Linked DNA regions of Homo sapiens: region 2 is linked to region 1. A link is an interaction called in ENCODE POLR2A ChIA-PET data of the cell type or tissue named here. Cell type or tissue: B cell. All regions are shown on one strand.

Region 1 (2,500 bases):
GAGGTTGCAGTGAGCTGAGATTGTGCCACTGCACTCCAGCCTGGGTGACAGAGCAGGACTCCATCTCAAAAAAAAAAAAAAAAAAAAAAAAAAAAGGGTACGTTTAGTTTTTAAAGAAACTGCCAAACTATTTTGCAGAGTAGTTATACCATTTTATACTCTCAACAGCAATGTATGAGTGATCCAGTTTCTCCACATCCTTACCAACATTTGTTGTCATTGGTTTCAATTTGTTTTAATCACAACACTACACATTTTAAAAATAAGGAATGAAATGTATCGATATAAGGATACTTATTAGGAAGAGAAGTGGACTTGTTACGAGAATGTTTAAGTTGCTGCCCCATCCCCAGCACTTACTAACACAGACTAACTTAACACTAAAGTTGTGATAGGTTTGTGGGCGTTAGTTTTTTATATGATTCATAACTTACAAATATTATATTCATAACTTACAAATAACATATATATAATATATATGCCAAACATTAATGTAATTTTAAAAGAAGATCTCTCATTATAGGTCCAAAAAATTCCCTCAGAACTAAAGGGGAAAATGCAGAGAACTAAAGTGTTATATGAATATATAGGTGTAATTTTCAAAATACTATAGAATGTTAGATACCTATAAAAAACATATTAGATCACTTTCAAGACCCACATACCCTCTTATCCAAGGCTTGATGAGTCCAAAGATCTAGAGCTTAGAGTCCAACATTCTCACTCAAATTTTCTCCAAAACCCAAGTGGTTATAAAAAACTAAAAGTCAGAGGCCAGATTTAATAATCTAAAATATGCACTTCTTTTTCCCTGATGGAGCTATACCTAATACATTAGACTACCAGCCACAACATCATGTATCTATATATATAAGCCATAGAGGCCAGGCACAGTGGCTCACGCCTACAATCCCAGCACTTTGGGAGGGCGAGGAAGGAGGATCACTTGAGTCCAGGAGTTTGAGACCAGCCTGTGCAACACAGCAAGACCCTGTCTCTATGAAATAAAAAAAAAAAATTAGCTAGGCATGGTGGCATGCATCTGTATACCCAGGTACTCAGGAAGCTAAGGCAGGAGAATTGCTTAAACCCAGGAGGTCGGGGCTGCAGTGAGCAGCCTGAGTGACAGAGTAAGACCAAGAAAAAGAAAAAGAGAGAAAAAAAAAGATAACAGAGTTAATCAGGCCATTATTTACAGCTATCTTATTCATGCCAAAACATGTTAGCTTCCTTTTTTAAAATCAAGTCACCAAGATGAGGTGTTAGCTTTCTAATTGCAGGATAAAATTCAATATTTAATGACTACAATACTGCAGTTTACACAATTTATTCCCAAGCTACTGATTGCTTCAACCCCAGGTCAGTCACCTAAGTTGACAGCAGCCCTGTATGTTTGCTCTAGTACTTTACAAATTATCATTCTTTTATACCATGATGTGAAAAAAAAAAGGGGAAAATACTGGTCTATTCATTTGTGTACCTAGTTGGAGAACATTTCTGCTTCGAGAAGACAGATTCTCAGTCAATAAATAAAAGATGGCAAAAATATCCATTTTGTCTTTCCTATTATTGGCTCCTTTTGTATTAATTAGGGTGAAAGTAGAGTTCTTTGCATGTTCCATGACACATTCTTTATAAGCAAATTAAATAATCTCTAAAGTTCCTTCTTGCTCCATGAGCTGTAACTGAATTATTTTATTGAACTGACACACAGAGGGCAGCAGTAAGTAATATACTGTATATGATACGTTATGTGCCTGGGGGCCTTAGCCAACTTCTCTGCCGCATAGCTCTCCCTCTAGCAAAGCTTTTTATTTTGGCCCTCTCTGCCTGTCTCCTCTGATCTGTATCTTTCTTTCTCCTCCTGCCAGAGCTTTCTTCCCATTTTGTCAGACTTAGAAAATCAAGAATAGATCAATATTACCATTCTGGAAAAAGGTAAGCTAATCAGCAAGAAGTCCTTAAACCCAATGTGTAAACAAATGGGATGTCTTGCCATACATACTCTGAGGCATTCATTCAATCAAAGCACACAATATTTTGAAGTCAAAGAAAATCAGTGAAATGATTATTAGAATATGCAGAGAATATAATATACATAGACACTCCATCACTGCAATTTCTTTTTCTCAGTTGTCTCTCTCTCTGACATCCAATTTGGGACAGGAAAGGAACTAAGGGTATAGAAAAAGTTAGGAGCAAAAGGCAATGGAGAAGAGAAACAGGTACCTAAAACAGTGCCTGACACATACTAGATTATCAGTAGACATCTGTCAGATGAATTGGATTAACGAGCATTAAAGGAAAGAAAACATTTTAAAAATGTAACAGTGGGGAAAAAAACCCACAGTGTAAAACAATGGCTTGTTCTAGGTTGTCTTTGTATTATCAACATTTTAATTATTAATCACATGTGAAGTTCTTTTATACGAGCTTCCCCTTAAAGTGGAAATAGGAAGACATCAGGGAGGCAACAAGGGAGTAGGGAAGAAGAAATACA
Region 2 (2,500 bases), 240 kb after region 1:
ATGATTTCATTTTTAAAAACCCAATTGATATAACTTTAGGTATTTACCTATTACATAATGCATGTGTTTATAATATTTCCTTCTTTGTATGTTTATCTGAACAATTTAGTATTCAGTAAAACACCCAATGTTTTAATACCACAAAATAGTTGTGAAATTAGAAAACATTTTACTTTTCATATGCCTGCTGTATAATCAGAAGCATAATCTATTTATAATTTAAAAATTCTAACTGCACATTTATAAAACAAACTTACCAAGATGCAGTCTTATTTGCACATCTGAAGCTATTTTTATAATAGGGTCCTGGAAGATAAGTTATTTGAAAACTATAAAAGGGCTATATTAATATAAAATAAAATTAAGCTGATACTTGAGGTCAAAGTATTTATGGCAAAAATAAAATATTAGAAACAGATTTTCCTGGATAATGCAGATAAAATGCTTAGTTCAGTAACTTATTACCATAGTAAGGCCTCTGGCTGTTAATAATTTTTATTTTATTAGAAGACCATACTGACCAGGATGTCTTCCAGTTTCATATCCAATATATCTGTGCCAGTAATATATTTCTTCCAATCTTCTTGTTCTTGTGCCTGTTCTCCCATATTATCCAGGATTAATTCAAAGAAAATCACCTTCTCAGAAATGGTGCTGAATGTATTGTCAAAGCAGAACATGTAATCACCAACTTCAGTCTCTACACTGTATAAAAAAAAGTACATGTTTTAAGTTACCTGTATTTCTATTTGTGATGAAAAGCAACTAAAGGTAAAAATAAGAAGTAACAGGCTGAGTGTGTTGCCTCACACCTGTAATCCCAGCATTTTGAGAGGGCAAGGCTGGTAGATCACTTTAGCTCAGGAGTTTGAGACCAGCCTGGGTAACATGGCAAAATCCTGTCTCTACAAAAAAATAACAAAAATTAGCAGAGTGTGAGGATTGCTTGAGCCCGGAAGGTTGAAGATGCAGTGAGGCATGATCATGCCACTGCACTCCAGCCTGGGCAACAGAGCAAGATCCTGTCTCAAAAAAAAAAAAAAAAAAAAAGAAACCAACAAAACAAAAAACAAATAACATAGTTTATAGTAATTGGACAGCTTACCCATAAATTTCCTTAGTATTGAAAGATAATTTATAATTTCTTGGGAAAGAAGCAACCTGAAAATATATATGTTCAAGTACAACTTAGACATGTTTGGCATTTACTCAGTAAATTATGGTTAGTGACCTCATTTTTGGAAAAGGATAGAATTAAAAACCTGTATACATAACTCATAATAAACTTTAATATTTATACATTATTAAAAGTATTTTATCATGAGTTCAATTCATATGCAGATATGACTGCCAACCTACCCTACAACTGAGATTAAACTGAGTTTTGTTTTCAAAAGCAGTGATGGATTGTCCTAAATGTCTTCTTCCAGGCCTCTTACTGATTTTGCCTATTAACTGCCACTGGCTCCCTTATAGATGTTTATGTTTGATCCTAAATGCTTTTTTTGAGAATTAAATAAAACTAGTTTATATTTTATTATTTAATTCTATAAAGGTAATTCAGCCCATCATTAATTATGCCAAGTGCTGAAGAAAAAAATGAATAATATCTGAATTACCAGTACCCTAGTTAAAATTAGTTTCCCATATTAGCGAAAGTTAAAAGCAGGGCCAGGTGCGGTGGCTCATACCTACAATCACAGCGCTTTGGGAGTCTGAGGCAGGATTACTGTAGGCCAGGGGTTCGAGATTAGCCTGGGCAAAAGTGAGACCTTGTCTCTACAAAAATTAAAAAATTAGCCGAGTACACACCTGTAGTCCTAGCTACTCGGGAGGCTTGGTTGAGCCCAGTACTTTAGGCTGCAGTAAGCTATGGTCACACCATTGCACTCTGGCCTGGGCAACATAGTGAGACCTTGTCTTTAAAAAAGAAATTACATTTAAAAGAAAAAGAAAAAGCCTACTTAAGAAAAACCAGTGACATACTCAGATGTTTGCTGCTCTTACAAAATTAATATAGCTAAAGATAAAAGCTTTGTTTAATGTTTAAAAAACAGATTTGTAGGCCGGGCACAGTGGCTCACGCCTATAATCCCAGCACTTTGGGAGGCCGAGGCAGGCAGATCACGAGGTCAGGAGATCCAGACCATCCTGGCTAACACGGTGAAACCCCGTCTCTACTAAAAAGACAAAAAATTAGCCGGGCGTGGTGGCGGGCGCCTGTAGTCCCAGCTACTCAGGAGGCCGAGGCAGGAGAATGGCGTGAACCCAGGAGGCGGAGCTTGCAGTGAGCCGAGATCGCGCCACTGCACTCCAGCTGGGCAACAGAGTGAGACTCCGTCTCAAAAAAAAAAAAAAAAAAAAAAATTTGTAAATCTGGTATAGTGATTAATAGTGAGTTGGACTGCCTGAATGTATATCCTGGCTTTGCCGTTCACTAGCTGTGTAACCTTCAGCAACTTAATTGTTCTATGCCTCAGTTTCCCCATTGGTAAAATAA

What was found. Peaks named below come from ENCODE experiments on the same cell type or tissue, not always from the same donor. Only the 100,000 strongest peaks of a DNase experiment are listed, where the experiment ranks them.
Region 2: POLR2A ChIA-PET joins it to region 1 with 9 read pairs; 1 of 35 experiments calls an interaction of 5 or more read pairs at or near these places.

The regions. Positions count from the first base shown.
Region 1 is chr1:92,911,937-92,914,436 of GRCh38, forward strand. The region is part of intron 1 of DIPK1A (divergent protein kinase domain 1A); the gene reads right to left. Among named protein-coding and RNA genes, the nearest start is that of DIPK1A, 48 kb to the right of the region's middle. In B cell, no CTCF peak of the experiment used is centred here; no DNase peak of the experiment used is centred here; H3K27ac peaks cover 310 bases.
Region 2 is chr1:93,155,779-93,158,278 of GRCh38, forward strand. TMED5 (transmembrane p24 trafficking protein 5) reads right to left here. Exons shown (of 4, transcript NM_016040.5): 3 at 522-705. Among named protein-coding and RNA genes, the nearest start is that of TMED5, 23 kb to the right of the region's middle. In B cell, no CTCF peak of the experiment used is centred here; no DNase peak of the experiment used is centred here; H3K27ac peaks cover 91 bases.